2 separate regions of the Homo sapiens genome follow, and region 2 is linked to region 1. A link is a loop called in an ENCODE intact Hi-C map of the cell type or tissue named here. Cell type or tissue: MCF 10A. All regions are shown on one strand. Links, peaks and the distances in the headings refer to the core of each region. The heading gives the core; the rest is flanking DNA.

What was found. Hi-C counts contacts between places; a loop is a spot of excess contacts. Peaks named below come from ENCODE experiments on the same cell type or tissue, not always from the same donor. Only the 100,000 strongest peaks of a DNase experiment are listed, where the experiment ranks them.
Region 2: a loop joins it to region 1, with 11 times the contacts of the local background. A loop is called at or near these places in 1 of 110 quality-filtered maps.

What each region holds. Positions count from the first base shown.
Region 1 is chr11:124,893,899-124,904,886 of GRCh38, reverse strand. ROBO4 (roundabout guidance receptor 4) reads left to right here and starts at 7,022. Exons shown (of 18, transcript NM_019055.6): 1 at 7,022-7,161; 2 at 7,626-7,955; 3 at 8,217-8,374; 4 at 8,569-8,689; 5 at 8,975-9,102; 6 at 9,202-9,430; 7 at 9,694-9,806; 8 at 10,518-10,686; 9 at 10,842-10,988. The coding sequence starts at 7,092. All of the region lies in intron 1 of LOC107984406 (a long non-coding RNA gene), which reads right to left. RefSeq lists an enhancer at 6,507-7,129. In MCF 10A, for the core only: no CTCF peak of the experiment used is centred there; DNase peaks (open chromatin) are centred at 4,176, 5,946 and 6,306.
Region 2 is chr11:125,077,984-125,087,477 of GRCh38, reverse strand. SLC37A2 (solute carrier family 37 member 2) reads right to left here. Exons shown (of 18, transcript NM_001145290.2): 5 at 8,231-8,366; 6 at 7,718-7,794; 7 at 6,698-6,864; 8 at 6,020-6,057; 9 at 5,572-5,724; 10 at 5,144-5,234; 11 at 3,601-3,663; 12 at 3,159-3,244; 13 at 2,605-2,653; 14 at 2,339-2,412; 15 at 2,005-2,083; 16 at 1,804-1,901; 17 at 1,460-1,524. Among named protein-coding and RNA genes, the nearest start is that of SLC37A2, 19 kb to the right of the region's middle. RefSeq lists enhancers at 3,752-4,951, 5,379-5,928. In MCF 10A, for the core only: no CTCF peak of the experiment used is centred there; a DNase peak (open chromatin) is centred at 4,317.

The sequences.
Region 1 (10,988 bases), core at 1,756-9,755:
GAAACATTGGACTTAATCTGTGCTATAGACCAAATGGACCTAACAGAATATTTACAGAACATTTTATCCAATGGCTACAGAATACACACCCTTCTCCTCAGCATGAAGATCATTCTCAAGGATATGCCATGTGTTAAGCCACAAAACAAGTCTTAAAAATCCAAAAGCATTGAAATAACATCAAGTATCTTCTTTGACCACAATGTAATAAAACTAGAAATCAACATGAGACTTGGAGCAGATGAACATCCAAACTATATCATGAGAGAACAAAATCAGTTTGAAAACTTAGGCAAAGTGGAAAATTGTCCAGAAAAATGTATCATACTAAAACTGACTAAAAAAGAATTAAAATATTGAATAGTCTTGTTATTATTAAAGAAATTGTGCCAGAAAAAAATTAAAATCATCCTATTTAAAAAATCAGCTTAAATGTTTTTTCAGGAGAGTTCTACCAAACATTCAAGCAACAGATATTTTCCATTATATATAAAATATTGCAGGAAATTTAAAAAGTGTGAATACTTTTGAACTCATCCTTTGAGATTGGCGCAACCGTGATATCAAAATGAAACAAGGAAAGTAAGAGGAAAAAAATTATAGGTCAATTTCATGAACATAGATGCAAGCCATTCTAAACAAAATATAAGCAAGTGAATCCAAGAATGTTTAAAAGGGGTATCTATCATGACCAAACTCTATTTTTCCCAGGAATGCAAGAATAATTTAACATTAGCAAATTCATAAATATCATTTGCCACATTAGCAGATTAAAGGAGACAAACTATCTCAATAGATGCCCAAAAAAAGCACTTGTAAACTTTAATACTTAATTATGATTAAGATCTCTTAACAAACTAGAAGTAAAGGAAACTTGTAAAACCTGATAAATAGTATCCATAAAAGCTAACAACAAACATCATTCTTAATGGTGAAACACAAGAAACATTCCTTTTAAAATGAAGAAGTAAATAAAGATGCAATCACTCCTATTCAACATTGTACTGGTAAAGTGAGAAAAAGAAATAACAATATAAAGTTTGGAAATAAAAAACCAAAACTGTCACATATTCAGATTTTATGACTTTCTACATAGAAAATTCAAAAGAATCTACAAACCATTATTTCTAATATCAGGATATCTCAGTTCTTTATTGCCCTGTAACAAACCACCCCAATATTGTGTGACTTAATAGCGTTTCATTTGTTTGCAGTTCTTTGTGTCAGCAATTTGCCTACTCAGGTGGGCAATTCATTTGCTGGTGCTGCCTGTGGTCACTATATTATCTAGGGATTTGAACTGGAGCTGGACACCTTGGATAGCCTCATTCACACGTCTGGTGATTGATGCTGGCTGTTGGCTAAAAGAGTTCATCTCTGCTCTATGTGGCTAACCCAAGCTTCTTCACATGGTCATCTTAGGAAGTGTTTCAATAGGGAAAAGCAGAAGCCACAAAGCTTCTTAAGGCTTACTCTTGGAAGTTCTGTGGTATCACTTCTACTCTATTCTGTGGGCCAAAGCAATTCACAAGGCCAGCCCAGCTTCAGGGGGCTGGAAAATAGATTTTATTCTTCATGAGACAGGAAAAAAGCATTGTAAATGGATATGCATCAGGATGGTAGGGATTATTGCAGCTATCTTTACAGATAATCTGCAACACAATGTTTAACAAGTATGCTAATAATACATTTAGCAAAATATGTGTAAAATCTATATAGTGTGAATTATAAAACTTTATTAAAATACATTGTAGAAGATCTAAAGTTAAAAAGAGGTACACATGTTCCTGAATATGAAGACTTAAATGTTAGTTCTTTCTATAGATTCAAACAATTCCAATAAAAATTCCACAATATTTTCAAAGAACTTAACAAGCAGAAGACCCAAGAATAGCCAAGATACTCCTGAAAAAAGAAAGGAGGGAGGAGAAACACCCTACCAGATAGCAAAACTTATTATATAGCTCTAGTAATAGATAAAGTGTGGTATTCATGCAGGAATAGACAATAGGTTAATGAAACAAGCTATGTATACATGAACATTTGATGTATGAATGAATCATAGCAGGTCACTGGGATTAAGCAATGAATAGGGCTGGGATAATAGGCTACCATCTGAAAAAAATATATCCCTACATCAAGCCATATAAAATAATCAATTAGCGATAGTTCAAAAATTGTAGTGTAAAATGTTTAAACTTTTAGAAGAAAATATGGAATAATATATTTACTTTAGTGTAGATGAAGTTTTCTTTAAAAGTAGAAAGAATACACTAAACATAAAAATAAATATTAATAACTTTACAGTAAAATTAACAACTTCTGTTATATCATAAAGAAATAAAATATGAGATCAAACTTGTTTTTACAACATCTTTAATCCACAGAGAATTATTACCCAGAATACATAAAAACTCCTAAGAGTTATTGAGAAAAAGACAAATAAGCAATAGAAAAGTGGGCAAAAGGTAGAAGTAGATATTTCCCAGAAGATAAAACCTAAACTGTGAGTAAACCCTTGAAAAGATGCTCAGCTTCATTATTTTTTAACGAGGCAATGCAAATTAGACAACTATAAAATATCACTTCTTCTAGTAAAGTCGCAAAAATTAAGAAGTCCACCAACTGCTCTGAGGACGTGGCTCAAGGACATTGGTACAATTGACTCGGGAAACATCTGCTAATTTCATCAAAAGTGGAATATTTGTACATCTCAAGACCTAGGTATTCTACTCCTAGGTTTATTTTCTAGAGAAACTCTTAACTGGTTATACTAGGGGATATATAAAATAGAGATTCAGAGCAGCACTGTTTATAATAGAAAAAGAACCACTTGATATACTACATATTCAAGAAAAAGACCCACTTGATATACTACAAAGACACTCCTCTGCAAAGAATCATTGCATGTCCTTTCTTCCCAACAGCACCCAATTTTGAGTGAAGCCTCACTTCCCTGGACCCTCCACGAAATCACCCAATCAAAGCCCAAATCCTAGAATAGGTTCTTTCTAACATCTCTCTTACTTAGACATTCCATAGTTCTCCATGGCATGCACTCTCTCAAGCTGCAAGAAGTAAATCAACTTGTTCAACAATAGGTATGTTCCTGATGGTCTTTGACTGGAGGGCATTGACAGGGTGAACACAAAGCACAGTAACAGATCTCCCCTTCTTCCTGGACATGTGAGCAAATGGTTAAATATTGATGTCAGCAGCCCTTGAAATCTCCAACTGGGCAATGTTTAAGCTAGGTGTGATCCATAGTCATTGGTGTCGAGAAAGTTAAGAAAATGTAGGGTTGAGAGTATTCGATGTGATTTTAGATTCCAAGCACCTAAAATCACCCATGATGTTGATGGGACCAGAAACTAGGGAATAGATGCTGTCCAGTGAAGTGGCCTTAGGGTGAGTTTTCCAGCCAGCTAAGAGGAGGTTTTTACTGTCTTCTCTCTTGACTCAATTTCCCTCCAGCTGTTGGCATCTTGGAACAAACTTGAGAATTTATAGATTGAGACCAAGCAGACTCAAGCAAAAAAGGGGAAAAAACAAGAAGGCAAAAAGTGTGAGTCTCAAATCCAAAAAGAGTATCAAGGGGTAGCTGGGACTGGCTATGGCTGTGTTGGTCAGGCATGCTGATCCCAGAACACTCAAAGGACAACTAACACATATCTAGTGTTTTCAGAGAACTTTCATGTCCATTGTCTGTAAACCTCATGCAGACATTTTACAAATGAGGGCAGTGGGACTCAGAGAGGTTATGTGACTTACTCAAGATTTCTCTGCCAATAAGAAGTGGAAGCAGGATCTCAACCCCAGTGTAACTGACTCCAAATCCCACCTGAGTTTATCCCTTTTTCTCCACCAGCTTGGCCAGCAGGAGTCTCAGATTGCATCTTCAGAGATCACAGAGCAGAAAGCCAAAGAAGCCAGGAGCCAGACATTGAAGAGAAATTTCCTCTGGAGGCTTGCTCAGAAGGGCACCTGGTGCTTCCCCTCTCTTCTCCCTCTTACAAGCAACGAAGGGGGAGTTAGAAAACACAAAACACCAGAACTAGGGATGAAGGAAGGCACTGCTTAAACTGGTCACCAGGACAGCACATCACCAGAGCCCCAGAACAGAGCTTCTCTGAAATAGCAATTGGGGCGGCTCCCACCAAGCCACATCATCCCCATGACTCATGCAGTCGGCTCTTCCTTAGTTTGTGGAAATGAGACAATGAGGATGCGGATGCACCAGGTTGCTGGAAATGAGCCCTGCAGTCTCTGGGAGCCATCCAGACATACCCTACTGTTGGGAAGTCCCCTCGGCCACCACCGCATGTCACTCTGAGTGCCCTGGAGAAAAAGTTCTAGTGTCCTGCAGGAACAACTGAGGAATCTGCCCCTCCAATCACCTTCAGGTGTTAGCACCTAGCTCTCCAAAACCTGGGAGTAGGGTGAGGCTCTGCTGAAGGTGATCTCCAGGCACGGGGCATGTGACTGTGGGGCAGGGGACATTCCTCGGGCTGCAGGAGCCTCTGGGGCTCTGTCCCTGCGGTGCACACAGACCGTTTCACCTCTCCTTTCTCACCCTGCTGAGGACGGGGCTAGTGATGGATTGGAATTCCTTTGAGATTTGCCTTATTTTCCCCTGAGGGAAACCTAGCGTCTTTCTGGATTGTGGAGACTGGAGTAAAATCCAGTTGGCATTAAAACATTAGCGAGCACTTAATTAGTGTCCCCAAAACCAATGTAGAAGCAGAGGAGACTAAAAGCAGACTGCTGACAGTGACATTCTTGATAAGCTGATAGTCAGGGAGTCAGACAGTCTTGGAGGCTTTGTACCTGGGAAATCCCAAATTGGCCTCCTGTGCAGTAAATCCTCCAATCCCACCACATCCTTTCCTGTCTCATCCTCAGCTGACTTCAGTGTCACATGAATCTCCCCTTCATCACTCTGGCCCCACAGATCCTTGACCCCATAAACTCGACTCCATTCTGCCTGCCCCACAATAAATACACGTTAGCTCAGCTTTACGGATCACTCATAATGCATCAGGCACTGGATGCCAGTGGTTTTATGCTTTATGTATTTCATCATTACTTTATCCCTCAAGGTAGGAACTACTATTACTATTTCCATTTTACAGAGAACTACTATTACTATTTCCATTTTACAGATTTGCCCAAGGTCTCCACAGAAGCTGATTTCATCCATCTCTGAGCTGAATATGGACACATCCTGTGGGAATCTCCCAGCTTATCCCAGACGCTCTGAGTCCTTCTTGTCTCCCACCCTACTCCACCTAGTGGTCCATCTGCCCCTGGGGAAATGGACCAGGGCGTTACAATCCACCCCTGCTCCACTTCACTCAGCCTCTCCAGCCTGCAGCCCCACTGCCCTCTGTCCTCAGCTTCTTGCTGTGTCCTGAGACTCCCGGGGTTTTCATTCCTCTCTAGCAGGTGGTAAAGGGATAAGGATTGGGATCCAGGGATAAGATTTAAATAGAGGATTAAGGCTCTGATTGGAGTTATGGTTAGTGTAAGGATACACCCACAGAATTTGGGGTAGGAATTGGGGCCAGAGAACAGAATTTGGGATTTCAGAATTAGAGGTGCCAAGGGTAGTGACATTCTGTTCTCTGGCCCCAATTCCTATCCTTCCAGCTCTGCCACTCCATGACTTTCACTCTGCCTATTCTTTAGCCTCTGCAAACTCCCCAGTTTGTAGAGACCATGGTGTTTCCTTGCTCCAGTTCTGTCTTTGTCAGTATTGGTCTGAGTTTGAGAGGAAAGAGGAGGAGTGAAGGAGACTTCTACTTGGCAGGCTGTTAGTCTGTGGCTGGCACCGAAGCCAGGATGGGAAGGGGGAGGAAGGGAGGGCGTCAGCTGGGTTAGGGGCCCTGCAGAGAAGCTGGCCAGGAACAATTGGGAACAAAGGCTGGATACTCTTCCGCTGAGCCCCAGAGCCTGGCCTTGGCCTTCCGGGAACAGCTCCAGGAAATGGCTGAGATTCCAGATTTGGAAGGAAGAGGCCAGTAAACATGAGCTGGGATCTGACAGGGGAGTGTGGCCTCTGTCTAGGTTGTGGGGGAAAGGAGGCAGCGGGCAAGAGCTGACATTGTAGGCTCAAAACCTGCAAGGCCTGTCTGCTACATATATGGACACAGGCTCTTGGGACTGGAAAGACTCTTAAAAGGTCTTTTACTCCAACCACCTTTCCAGGGCCTGAAAAATACTCCTGCCGAGGATCCTCCAATAGTTTCAGTGATGGGATGGGCCTAAAAAGAAATACACAATGTTGGCTCAGCTTTACGGATCACTCATAATGAGTCAGGCACTGGATGCCAGTGGTTTTATGCTTTATGTGTTTCATCATTACTTTATCCCTCAAGGTAGGAACTACTATTATTATTTCCATTTTACAGAGAAGGAAACTGACTTGCCCAAGTTCTCCACAGAAGCTTATTTCATCCATCTCTGAGCTGAATATGGACACACCCTGTGGTAATCTCCCAGCTTGTCCCAGATGCTGAGTCCTTCCTGTCTCCCACCCTACGCCACCTCCTGGTCCATCTGGCACTGGGGAAATGGATGAGGGTGTTACAATCCACCCCTGCTCCACTTCACTCAGCCTCCCCAGCCTGCAGCCCCACTGCCCTCTGTCTTCAGCTTCTTGCTGTGTCCTGAGACTCCTGGGGTTTTCACTCTTCTCTAGCAGGTGTCAAAGGGATAAGGATTGGGATCCAGGGATAAGATTTAAATAGAGGATTAAGGCTCTGATCGGAGTTTTGGTTAGTGTAAGGATACCCTGTAAGAAATCCCCGAGTAGATCATGAGATAAAGCTTAGCGCTGAAGTTAGGGTCGGGGGTTATAGCTAAATGGTCGAGGTCAGAGAGTTTCTCGCCTCTGGTCTCCTCCCAGTTCTCCAAGGCACTGAGGGCCAGGCAGGAAGCATCGGTTTCCTCAAAGCCGCTTCCCTCCTGGGGCAGAGTCTCGGTCACAAACAACCACCACCGGCCCACCCCGCCCCTCCTTCCCTCTTCACTGTGAGCTCAGAGCAGCAGGACAAAGTGCTCGGGACAAGGACATAGGGCTGAGAGTAGCCATGGGCTCTGGAGGAGACAGCCTCCTGGGGGGCAGGGGTTCCCTGCCTCTGCTGCTCCTGCTCATCATGGGTGAGTTGCTCTCCCTCTCCTGGCCCATGCTCCTCCATCCAAGGCCTGCTCAGGGCAGAAGGGGCCTGCTGACTGCCTGCTTCCCTTTTGCAGTGGGGGGACCAGAGATGAGGATGAGGATGATGATGATGAGTGTGTGTAAGTGTATGTGTGTTTGTGCATGTGCGCACACACCAGAGAGAGAAAGAAGGAAAGAGAGACTGAGAGAGAAAGAAAGAAAGAGAGAAAGTAAGAGAGAGAGAGAGAGAGAGAGAGCGAACATGCTATGCAAGCCCTGGCCTGGATGCTGTGCATGCTGGCCCTCTCTCCTCCTAGCTGGCTTGTTCTTTGGGAGGCAACCTTTAGTAGTTCAGATTACAGGTTTTCTGGCAAACTCGCACACAAGAGAAGACAGATGAGGGGTGGGCCAGGAATTTGGGGTGTTGCTGGTGATCAGACTGGGCTCTGCTCCCTTTCCCTCCCAGGAGGCATGGCTCAGGACTCCCCGCCCCAGATCCTAGTCCACCCCCAGGACCAGCTGTTCCAGGGCCCTGGCCCTGCCAGGATGAGCTGCCAAGCCTCAGGCCAGCCACCTCCCACCATCCGCTGGTTGCTGAATGGGCAGCCCCTGAGCATGGTGCCCCCAGACCCACACCACCTCCTGCCTGATGGGACCCTTCTGCTGCTACAGCCCCCTGCCCGGGGACATGCCCACGATGGCCAGGCCCTGTCCACAGACCTGGGTGTCTACACATGTGAGGCCAGCAACCGGCTTGGCACGGCAGTCAGCAGAGGCGCTCGGCTGTCTGTGGCTGGTGAGGCCTGGGAGGGGAGCTTCAGGGTGGGGCAAACCTGGGTGGAGACATCTGAGCTGAATGTTCAAGGGAACATCTGAGAGGTCAGTGGGATACCTGTGAGCAGAGGCCTGGGCTGGAAGGCTTGGGAGGGCAAGCTGGGGCGGGGCTGGCCCTAAATGGGAGGCCAGGAAGGTGGGCAAAGCAGAAGGGGGCAAGAGTGATAAGGGAGAGAGAAGAGGCCTGGGCCCTGCTCCGTGTCACCTTCCATCCTCCCCACAGTCCTCCGGGAGGATTTCCAGATCCAGCCTCGGGACATGGTGGCTGTGGTGGGTGAGCAGTTTACTCTGGAATGTGGGCCGCCCTGGGGCCACCCAGAGCCCACAGTCTCATGGTGGAAAGATGGGAAACCCCTGGCCCTCCAGCCCGGAAGGCACACAGTAAGTGTGGCCCCCTCCCCCACACTTCATCCTGGCCTGGGCAGACCTGGGTACACCCTGATGGACTGACCTGCCGTCCAGCCCCGCATCCTCCGGTAGAATTTGAGGAGGGGAGAGCAGGGGGCCTCAAACTTCCCCCCAGCTCAGAGCCCCTCCCCACATAGGAGACTTCACAGTGAACCTGGCCCTGACAGGTGTCCGGGGGGTCCCTGCTGATGGCAAGAGCAGAGAAGAGTGACGAAGGGACCTACATGTGTGTGGCCACCAACAGCGCAGGACATAGGGAGAGCCGCGCAGCCCGGGTTTCCATCCAGGGTAAGGGCAGGGGTGGGCTACAATCAGAGCCAGGCTGCAGGCTCCAGTTGGGGTGGTGTATTCTGGTTTGGGCTGGGGTTAAGGTATGTGGGGTCAGGGTCAAAGTGCTGGGGGTCTCACGTAGCGGGAGGTTCCCCCCTGCTAGAGTAGAAATCGGAATGCTCAAGACCTGGAGACTCTGGGAGTTTGGGTTCCCTGGGGTTCCTCCCTGGCTGAGGGATGTTCCACGCCTCAGTTCTGTCACTCTGGCCTATAAGCCCCAGCCCAGCCCTATCCTCCCCACAGAGCCCCAGGACTACACGGAGCCTGTGGAGCTTCTGGCTGTGCGAATTCAGCTGGAAAATGTGACACTGCTGAACCCGGATCCTGCAGAGGGCCCCAAGCCTAGACCGGCGGTGTGGCTCAGCTGGAAGGTGAGGACCAGGTGCTAAGGGTAAAAGCCGATCCAGAGCTCAAGAAAGGGCGTTCCTGAGCTCTCTGACCCCCCGCCCTTCCTCGAAACTCCTTCCCAGGTCAGTGGCCCTGCTGCGCCTGCCCAATCTTACACGGCCTTGTTCAGGACCCAGACTGCCCCGGGAGGCCAGGGAGCTCCGTGGGCAGAGGAGCTGCTGGCCGGCTGGCAGAGCGCAGAGCTTGGAGGCCTCCACTGGGGCCAAGACTACGAGTTCAAAGTGAGACCATCCTCTGGCCGGGCTCGAGGCCCTGACAGCAACGTGCTGCTCCTGAGGCTGCCGGAAAAAGGTCAGGGCCTGATCCCTTCAGAAGCCAACAATATCCCCTCTGGCTCCTTCTTATTTGGGGGCCCCTGGACTGTTCTGCTTCAGTCTTGAGGGGAGATTATGGGTCCTACCCTGGGACTCCCTTCTGCCCTGGCCAGGCCAGCAGAGCTTCAAGAGGCTTCTTGTCTCTTCAGTAGGGTTCTGACGCTGTGTCCCCCAGCCCAGCTCCTTTCCCTAGAGTCCTCTCCCTCAGAGCCCCTCATAGTCTCTCTTCCACCCCTCCAGTGCCCAGTGCCCCACCTCAGGAAGTGACTCTAAAGCCTGGCAATGGCACTGTCTTTGTGAGCTGGGTCCCACCACCTGCTGAAAACCACAATGGCATCATCCGTGGCTACCAGGTACCCCCACTAGCTGTCATAGCCCTTCCTACTGCTGCCAGGACATCTCTTTTCTCTGGAGTTCTGCATACCCTTGCTCTGGGCACTGAGAAAGGTACCTGGGCAGAGAAGCAAAGGAAACCTGCTTTTGCTGAGCAAGGACCCACTGGCTTCCAGACCCTGCCAAGCACTTGACCTCCATGATCCCGTTTTACCTCACAGTCCACCCTGGGGTATTATCCCCAATTTACAGACATGGAAAGTGGGGCAAAGGCCACAGGAATAAGAAACAGAGTAGATCAAACCAGGCTGTGAGTCAGGGAGTGGGGCTCAAAGTTTGACTTCTAGAGCAGCAACATCAGCCTCACCCAGGACCTTGTTAGGAATACAAACCCTCAGATCCTTTCCCAGGCCTCATAAATCAGAAACTCAGAGATGGGCCTGGCAAACTGTACTATAGCAGGCCCCCCTGGTGACTTGGAAGCACGCTGTTGTTTGAGAATTGCTATGTTACATGTGTTTTAGCAGCTTGCTTGTGCCCTTCTACTGTTGATCTAGAGAGAGGTATCTCTCACTTGGTAGGGAGAATAGGAGGGGAATAGGAAATTGGGTGCATTCCCCAAGTGGATGGCAGGGCAGAATAACCACACCCCTGGAGTCTGATCTGCAGATAAAGGGCTTGGCTTCTGGGATGGTGCCTGGGGAAGCTGTTCACCTCTGCTTGTGCCTCAGGTCTGGAGCCTGGGCAACACATCACTGCCACCAGCCAACTGGACTGTAGTTGGTGAGCAGACCCAGCTGGAAATCGCCACCCATATGCCAGGCTCCTACTGCGTGCAAGTGGCTGCAGTCACTGGTGCTGGAGCTGGGGAGCCCAGTAGACCTGTCTGCCTCCTTTTAGGTGAGGGCAGTGCCCACAGACCCACCCTACCCTTCAGCCTGCATCCCGCCTTCCTCTCTCCCTGCTCCCGCCTCACACTTCCAGCTCTTCCCCCTTGCCTGCCAGGCCCTCAATGCCTCGACTCCCTCTCCCTCTGAGCTCTGCATCCCATACAGAGCAGGCCATGGAGCGAGCCACCCAAGAACCCAGTGAGCATGGTCCCTGGACCCTGGAGCAGCTGAGGGCTACCTTGAAGCGGCCTGAGGTCATTGCCACCTGCGGTGTTGCACTCTGGCTGCTGCTTCTGGGCACCGCCGTGTGTA
Region 2 (9,494 bases), core at 1-8,000, 180 kb before region 1:
TGGGTCTGATGGAGTGCTATGCCCAAGGTCTCATGGAGTGAGTGGAGAAAGCAGGACTGTCCAGGGGTTTTTGGATTCCAAGCACAGTGCTCTGTCTGCTCTGATAAATCACTGCACACCTCACACACAGGCCTCCCATGGAGCAGGACCAGCCTGGGACAGCGGTGGCAGTCCAGAGAAAAGCAAACAAACCCCAGGCCCAGTTTCAGTGTTAGGCTGTGCCCGAGCTCTGAGCCTCTGTCTCTCACCTTCAATGAGAGGCTGCTGCGAGGCAAGCTCACACGTCTAAAGCCAGACACAATTCCAGGACAGAGCAGTTGCTCACTAAATCCTCCTCGCTTTCTGCTGCTCTTCTTCCCTTCCCACCCTCAGGCCTGGCTCCAAGGAGCACAGGCACAGGAACTTTGGGTCATGCAGTCCAGCCCCCTGCTCCCCTCTTCCAGGGCAGGGCAGGGCAGGGCAGGACAGGTGCTCTGCGTGCTTCCTGTGTTGTGTGTCTTCCTGCTCTCACTTTCTCTCCCCTGGGTGGTGTCTTCCTTAAGTGGAAGTGTGTCCCCAGATGCGTGCTGGTTACCATGTCCCGGGGGTTCCTCCTCACATTTGCCATCCAGCCCAGGTCCACAGCTCCGGCCAGCTCATTAGCGGCCTCCTTGTTAGCACGAGGCTCCTGCTCAGGACGGCCAGCGGGAGAGGGTCGCCCGACCATCAGACCACCAGCACTGTGTAGCCTCAGCCACTGACCTGCTGATGCCACCACCACATCCACCACCACCAGACAGTAGGCAGAGAGCACACCAGGCCAGCCACCCATGCTTGATTCACATTTGTTTCAGAGACTTTGATTGGTAGTTGCTTTTGTTCTGCATACCCCAGGCAGAGGGGCCAGATGACCTTGGTTTCTGAACTTCAGGAGGCACTTGCAGCTCAGTCGCAGCTCAGAGGGAAACTGGTTTCCCTATTTCTGCCTCCTCTGTCCCCGAGGGCATGTCCAAAGTTCTCACACTGTCCCTCAGGGAAGAGGCCACCAACCTCTGTGGCATCTCAGACCCCTTGGAAAACACTTCCCAAGCACCATGCTCTGCTGAGGTTGAAAGTCTTTACAACTGGCCCACAAGAAGAAAGAGAAAGTTGGAAAAAGTCATACTGCAGGACAGAGGATTTGCATGCAGCCCCCACTCAAATGGCACTCGAGTCACAGACTCGAAGTAAATACTCACAAAAGTCATGGGACTTGAGGAAAATACTATCACTGGTGGGTTAGGACCATACTAGAGCTATAGAGATACACGGGGACAACAGAGGACAGGTTAGCAGGGTGAGGGCCACCCAGGGACTGGCTCAGTGCTCCTCAGGTCTGGGCTGGTCGAGCCTCAGCCTGCGTTTGGAGAAACTGAGCGCTGGGCTGATTCCCACGAGAAATGAGGTTGGTAGAGGGGCAGCTTCAGCTCCCCGGACTCACCCGCTGCCTCTGCTCAGGGACACCTTCCAGGCCAAGATCTCTTTGTATACTAACCGGCAAAGGAGCTGTGGAGCACAAGGCACAGAGGGAAGGGAGGGCACTGTTAGCACTGAGCACTGAGTGCCCAGCACCAGGGTGACCCGTGGACTGGCAGTGGAGAAGGGGGAGAGACACGCTGCCACTTGGCAAGGGGTCACTCGGGGGAGGGAGAGTGCTTCTGAGCAAAGGGCAGCTGCTCTCATTGCCCCAGAACCCCAAATGGCCAACGCTTTGGACCTCCAGGGTTCCAGTCTGGCAGGACAGAGCATCCCTCAATACCTATCTGTGTACCCCAAGACTCTTACCAAGCAGGCTAGGACGTCGGCAGAGATGAGCATGTAGAAGACATTGTTCCAGCCCGTGGGGGAGATGAGCCCAGCCAGCAGAGGCCCCAGAGCCGCACCTGAATGGAGCACAGCCTCGTGAGCAGGGGTCCTGCACCTCCCCTGCCCACCGGAGGGCACTATGCCTAGGGGCCGGCCCACAACAGAGCTAGAGTCACAGACCTATGGAGCCGGTGCCGTCAATGATGGCCGTGACCGTGGACAGGGCTTTGGCGTTGCCCTTCAGGCTCTTGTGAGTCCCCTGGAGAGAGACAGTGGAGTGGGGAAGCCCAGCTGAGCAGCAGCATGAGCAGAACCAGGACAGGAGAGGGGCTGACTCAGGGAAGGTGGTAACTGGGGTTTGGGCTTGAGAGGAGAGGGGCCCATGGTGCGTTCTGAAGGACTTTGACGGTTTCTCCTCTGCGGGATGGGAGACAGGGAGAAATGGACCTGGAGATGGTGGCCCTGACCAAGCCCCCAGAACGGTCCCTGGCCCTCGGGAGGTGGCCCCACTCACCAGATCAGCAGAGACAGCAGTGGTGATGAGCGCGTATGGGCCATTGACCAGGCCCCCACAGATGATCAGCATCACTGGGACAGCATAGAGACAGCCAGTCAGAGAAGCAGCACCACCCGCAGCCCCAACCCCAAGGCAGGAGCACTCTCCAGCCTTCAGCCCTCCCAGCCCCTCCACCTGTCAGTGCCCCCCGTGGGCCAGCCTCATGGGGCCCCCAAGGCAGTGCCTTTCCCCTGGCCTGGCAGGACTTGCAACCTCCTCCTCACCTATGGAGCTGGCAATCCCGTCCTGGCCAATGTAGTTGTACAGGAACATCTGAGAGAGGAGAGGGGAGAGGCAGAGTCACCCGGAATCCCTTTGCTGGCCTGGAGCCCTGAGGTCTGCAACAACCATCTCCTGCCCTGAAACCCCAGAGGGCATCCTATTCCTTTTCCCCTGCCTATGCAGATTTCTCTGGTCTTTAAATGTCCCAGGGATGGACGGTCTAAAACGTGGTACTCTATCATCTCCCTTTCTCCAAACAGTCTTCTCTCAGATTCAACCTCAATCTCTTCTTTCCTTGATCAAGAAGTTTAGGAGGCGGTCTCCTCTACCAAGGCCAAAGAGTCATGAATCCCCCTCTAAAGTCTGCAGTCTGGCTCTTTTTCCAAGGTGCCTCTGCTGACCCTCGCTTCTCCTCCCCCGTGTGTGCACAATGATGCATGTGCACGCGTACACAGCGACATCAATGTGTGTAACGCGTGGACGTGCACATAGGCCAGAGGCCCACACAGGCTCCTGCTCACATGCATTCGCACTTCACCCTCGGGGTTATACGCACCATGGGGGCAGCCAAGATGAGCATGACACAGCAAGTGGTGGCCCTGCCATTGGTGTAGTCAGAGACGAGCCCTGCCACGATGCCGCCTGGAACACACAGCCACTCACGCACTGACTCCCAGACAGGACCCTGCCATCCCCTCGCCTGGCACCCCAGCTGTGCCCCAGTGCTGGCCTGGGCCTGTCAGCAAGAACCAGCAGAGCTGCTTTTTCCACAGCCCTCCCCTTCCTGTAGTGCCCATCACTACTGGAGACCAAACAAAAGGGCATCTTTCTTAGGCCCACCCAGCCAGGCAGGATCAGAGCTGAGAATAAACCCAGGAGCCATTTTTCCTCTGGTGCCACCTACCCAGGTCATAGCCCATCGGACCTGTCCCTTCTTCCTGCACCCCACAAGAAAAGAGGGGAAGGGAGCCTGCTGGCAGAGCAGGGCAAGGCCTCACCTATGATGCCACCAACATCGAAGAGTGTAGACAGGTCCCCAGCCTCCTTGGCACTAAAGTGAGCTGTGGAAAATACAGGTATGTGGTCAGACCTGGGGTTTGGGGCAAACATCCTGGAGTGTCACAGCTAGAAGCCCTGCAGAGCGTGATCCAGACCACTGCCCCCTTTTCCGAGGAAGAGCTGGGGACCTGTGGAGCAGGCTGGCCAGGGCCACAGGGTGAGAATGCAGCAGTTTGGATAGACGCCCTCTTGGTCCCGTCCTGTGTTGCCCTCTTCCCCTGCAGGATGACCTTCACCTCTCAGAACAAGCCCTCCCTGGCAAGCTCTGGGATCTGGCCCCCGAGCCTGCTGTCCCGTGGCCACCTTTCCCCTGGAGCGCAACCTGAAGCTCAGCCCAGCCCTTTCTCTGCTTCACTCCGGCCCTAGCAGCACTAGGAACTCTTCCCGTTTACCTTAGGCTGTGCTCATACACAGAGCCAGGAAGGAGACTTGCAGGGACACAGGGGCCTCAGGTCACAGGCCTTGGCTCCATGTTTTAAAAAAGGAATGTCCAGAAGCTGAGATTGTAGCCCCACCCTCGAGGGTGCCTCATACTCTGAAGTCAGCACCAAGGCCACAAAACAAAGAGTCACGGTGTCCACAAAGCTGCCCTAGTGCTCCACACTGTCACGAGAGAGGCCCCGACAGAGCTGCGGGGCAAGCTATGGCTTGAACTTGGCCATGACTAATTCCTACAGTATCCTGTTCAGAGCGAGCACAATGTGTGGCAAGGCACTGTTGTTCCTCCCCAGGGCTGGGAGGGAGGGCAGCAGTACTGGGTGACAGGCCCTCAGCCCTGGTGGAGCTTGGAGGCTCCTGGGGGCTGGGCAGGGCGGGGTGGGCTGCTGTTTGGTAGAGCAGCCTGACCTATGGAAAAGCAGAGACCCAGGCCAGGTGGACATGAAACATCCTTTTTCAAATGAGCTCTTCTCATCTATACATCCCTGGGCAGGAGCAGACGGGAGTAGGTCCATGAGACAGGACAGAACACCAGTGCAGCCCAGCAGATCCAGGCACAGGGGCATCGATCACATTAGGTCCCACGGGGAGAAGACCACCAGGGTCACCACCAGGCTACAAGGAGTGGGGTCACTCACCAGGCCCTCTTCCTTGGGCTGGGGGAGAGATCTAGCAGGCAGGCCTTCCCTAGCACCTCCAATGCTACCACCTATGAGCCAAGCAGCCTGGAGGGGGTTTCTCCTACACTAAGGGCTAGAGAAGAAGATAGCAAGAATTGCAGAACAGAGCTCTGAGTTCCTAACCCCCAGCTCAGTTCCAAGGGGAGAAAAGGTGGCTGGAGTCAGGGTCTAGGGGGTAGTTTGCTGGGTTTAGCTTTCATTTAAGTAAACAACTAAATCAAGCTCCTTTCACTCTAGGAGAGGTTCAGCAGGAATTCTGCCTATATACTGGAATCACAGGCATCACCACGACGGGCTTCCTCTCCCACCAGAGGCAGCCTTGGCCTCCTCAGAGACCCCTTCATTCCCCTTCTCTTGGACTTACCCACATTGGCGATGTAGAGGGGCAGCCAGTAGAGGAAGGTGTAACTGACCAGCTTGGCAAACAGCAGACACAGAGAGAACTCGACCACGCCCTGGGGAGTGCAACAGGGGGCACATGGGAAGGGGTCCAGAGGTCCTGGGTTCAGTGGTGGCCCCAAGGGGTGCTCAGCACCACCCCAGTACTTTCCATCACCTGCCACACAAGGCAGCCTCCAACACATCCAGTCCCAATAAAAGCAACATGACCACTGTGCAAGGTTGTTTCAAGACAAATCTCCCACACTGCCCTCCCCAAGCAGGCTGCCCAACTTACACCTCCCCTATAAAGAAGTTCTAGAAAAATAGATCACCCAAGCACCCCATCTCCTCATCACCAACAGAAAAAATCTGGAAAGCCCCTCTCTTTCCTCCATTCCACAAACTTCTTACTGGGATCCGGAGCGCCCCAAAGAAGCTGATGGCAGCAGGCTCTTCGCATGGCCCCTTGGAGCATTTGGCCACAGTCTCAAGGCCGCTCTCCCTGATAGAGCAGGGACTGTTCCCAGGGTCCTCAGGGTTGTCCTGGTTCTCAGCTGGCTCACCCTGAGCAGAGGAGATGAGCCCTGCTGTGGGTGCGTCCATGTGCTGCCTCCCACCAGCTGAAGGTGCAGCCCAGGCAAGAGACACTGGCTCCCAGGATGGGGAGGCACACGTTCGTCTCGGGCTGGACTGACCTGCCAGACTCATCAGGCTGTAGGGCCAACCCATGGGCCTAGCACTGGGTCGGTGAGGTCAGTGAGGGCCAGAACTCCCTGCTCTAGCTCCCCAGGCCTCTCCGGGTCCAGCCCTCTGGATGGAGTTGGAGGGCAGGGATAGGGCTGGGAGGGCTCACACTCACGTGGTGCTGAGGAGGGGCGCAGTCCACATCTTCTGGGTCTAGAAAAAAAAATCGCTTTCTAAGAAGTTTCCCAACCCCCGCCCCCCCAATCCCGAGGTGATTGCCAGGCCCTCACCTTGCACTGGATCTAAGCCATCCCGGGAACCAGCCCCGCCTCCAGCTCCTAAGGTGGCCAGTGTGTGTCCCAGCAGGAGGGAGCGGGGCCTGGGGCTCAGGAGACAGCTTTCTAGGCCTGGCTTTCCTAACAACCAGCAGTGTCACTACTGCCTCTTGGACTTTAGTACTCTTAGCTACAGAGTGGCTCTCATACCTGGCCTGGCTAGTGCACAAGACCACCTGCAGCAAGTGGAGAGCCTGGTCACTGTAACAATGTCCCTTCAACTCCACCCTCCCTGATCACACCTCTCAGATTCAACCAATGCTTGCCAAGCACCTCCTGTGGGCCTGGCATTTTAACTATGGTGTCTCAGTTAAGCCTGCAGAAATCCTACGAAATAGACATTATTATTACTATTATTATTTTACAAATGAGAAAATAAAGGCTCTGAAAGATTGTCCAAAGTCACACGGCTGGTCCTCCCACTCTGTGACCAGCAATCTTTCCAGTAGATCCAGCTGCCTTCTCCCAGAAACCGAGAACTTCTAGGCTCACTTGTGGGGAGTGAGGGGCCCACTCACGTTCGATGAGGAAGAGGAAGGTGATGACGCCCATGACGGCAGTAATGATGCCAGGCACGATGAACGACAGGCCCCACTGCCCGTTCACCCAGATGCCGGCGATCAGGGAGCCCAGGATGTTGCCCACAGATGTGTGGGAATTCCAGATGCCCATGATGAACCCCCGCCTGGAAGGGAGGGAGAGAAGGGAAGAGGTATAAAAAGTAAAAAGCAAAGCACATTGTTCATAGCAACTGCCCCAGCCAAGCTCTAAAGCTGGGCTGACTACAGCTTCCCCGAGGCACCAAAGACAGCCCCAAAGCCCCAAGTCAGCAAGGAGTGGGAGACCTTGGATGGTGTCAAGCAGGTGGCTGCAGGGCCTGTGGTCTCGCTCCGCCTGCCCAGCTCCCTGAGTGAGTGCCGATGGGAGCTCTAGCCACACTGAGGGCATGGGGGCCCCGGCCCTCGTTCTTCTCTTCTGTCCCACGATCTCACTCTAAAGCACTGTCCTCAACCAGGGGTGATCCTACCCCCAAGGGATATCTGGTAACAGCTAGAGATTTTTCATGGTCACAGCTCAGGGTGTGCTATGGCATCCAGTGAGCAGATGCCAGGAAGGCTACTACTAAACAGCCTGCAGTGGTAGGACAGTCCCCAAACAAGGGTCCAATAGCCCAGAAAGTCAGTAGTGCCAAGGGTGAGAACTCCTTCTCCAAAGCAACTTTGTTTTGCACACAAGCCAATTCGGGGTCGGGGTTGGGGGGCAGGGCGGAAGTTTTATAGGCTTCTTTTTGTCTTCGTTGAAAATAGAAATTAATCTATTATTAGAAAAAAACATAACTAAGGTTGCCTGCTCTATGGGTTAAAGCCTCATCAGTGAGAAAATCAGCACTGCTTTTAGCCACTTCTAAGCACGTGAACAGCAACGTGGAGGCCGCTTTCTGACCCTTCCCTCTGAAATTACATCAGAGGCCACGGTGACCAGCTCAGGACCCCCAGCCCTCCCAATCCTTCCCACTCCTCCTCCCTTGTTACACTCACTTCCCCTTCCCGAACCAGTTGCCAACACAGGTCACCACAGAGGGCCAGCCTGTGGTCTGGACGAGTCCATTACAGACCTGCAGGGAGAGAGAAGGGAGGGTGGGAACAGGCCTGGGCTGTGCGACTGGCTCCCTGCTCTGACCACCCTGGGCTGAGGAGGTTCAATTTCGTGGCCAAGGGGCCCTCCATACCCCACACTACAAACCTTACCCTTCCCTTACACACATGCCACACCTCCTCAATGGCATGAGCTGGCTTCTCTCGCTCAAGATTGTTCAAGCAGAGACCAAGCCTCTCGTGCATTGGAAGTGACCACAGCGTTGTGCTCAAGGCCAACTCTCTGAGTGAACAAATGCGGGGGCAGTGGGGCCAGGAGGTAGAACTCAGTGCAGTGTAATAGAGAGCACTGGACAGGGAGCCAGGAACACAGGCTCCCACCCGCTGTGAGCTGCGGTCTCCCAGGTCCTTCCCGAGACGGCAACACAGGCCCAAGTGCAAGACGGTGATTCATACCTGGATGACCACAAAGTACCAGAGCTCGTGGATGTTCCAGAAATATCCCAGGCCAAAGAGCGAGGTGAAAAGGCCACTGAGCAGCATTCCAGCTGAGAGGTAGTAACGGAGCGGAAGCCGCTCCCCAAAAACCCCACTGGGGAAGAGAAAGTTGGATCTGCGGTTAAGCTCCTCTGTGTCCACCTCAACTCCCTACCATGTTTCTGCCCCCACCACGCTAGGAAGTGGCTCTGGCCAAGGTCCCACCAATGACTTCTGTGTTGCCATGTGACGGGGCCAACCTCTGTCCCCCACTGCTTCTGTGACACCTGGCCATGCTCCATGAATTTAGCTTTCCCATCTTCCTCCGCTTGGCCGGCCCCTCGTGTCGTGCGTTTTCCTCTCGGTGCGGTCTTTTGCAACACTTTCACCATTGCCACAACCACCCATAGGCTAAATAGCTCCACAGGCATCACATGCATATCTTCAGGCCTGATCTGTCTCCCAGAGCTTCACAGTCACAGACAGGTGCCTCCTGGACATCTTTATTTGGATGCCCCCGGGGCATTTAAATAAACCCAGTGCTCTTAAGCTGAATTCCTCTTCCTCTTCCCACCAACCACCCTGACGCCTTCATCATCCTGCTATCCTCATCTGAGTGAATGCCACCCCTTGGGCACTCAAGCCAGGCTCAGAGCTCCCTCAGCCTCCCACCTTTCCTCCCCACCCCTCACATTCAGTCTCCAAGACTCACCGGGCTACCTCTTAGCTAGTGCTCCAGTACATAGCCTCTTTCCACCTCTATCACCACTGTAGTAACATAAGCTCAACAGCTTGGGCTACTGTCAAATTGGTCACTCTGTATGACCAGTCTCATCCACCTCAGCATCACTCTCAGAGTGAGCTCTCAGAAATGCTCATCTGGATGGGACGCCCTGGCGAAAACCCTTCCATGCGTCTCTGCCCATGGACCTCATGTGCAAATGACCTCAGCCCTCAGCCCTGCTGCTACCTTCCTTACACTGTCATTCCCTCCATACACCTGCCCGCGGTTCCTCCCGTAGATCATGCTGTTTCTTCACATTTGCCCTACTTGCTCGTGCTATTCCTTCTGCCCAGGTCTCCATCTGCACCGCCGCACCCAAGTCCCTTGCATCAGGTCAGGCACCATCTCATCCAAGAAGCATCCCCGACCCCTCTGCTCTAGCTCAGCTTGGACTGAGTAATGACCTCGGAGCTCCTAGAACACATGATGGCCACCTCTGTCATGGAGCCGCCACAGTTT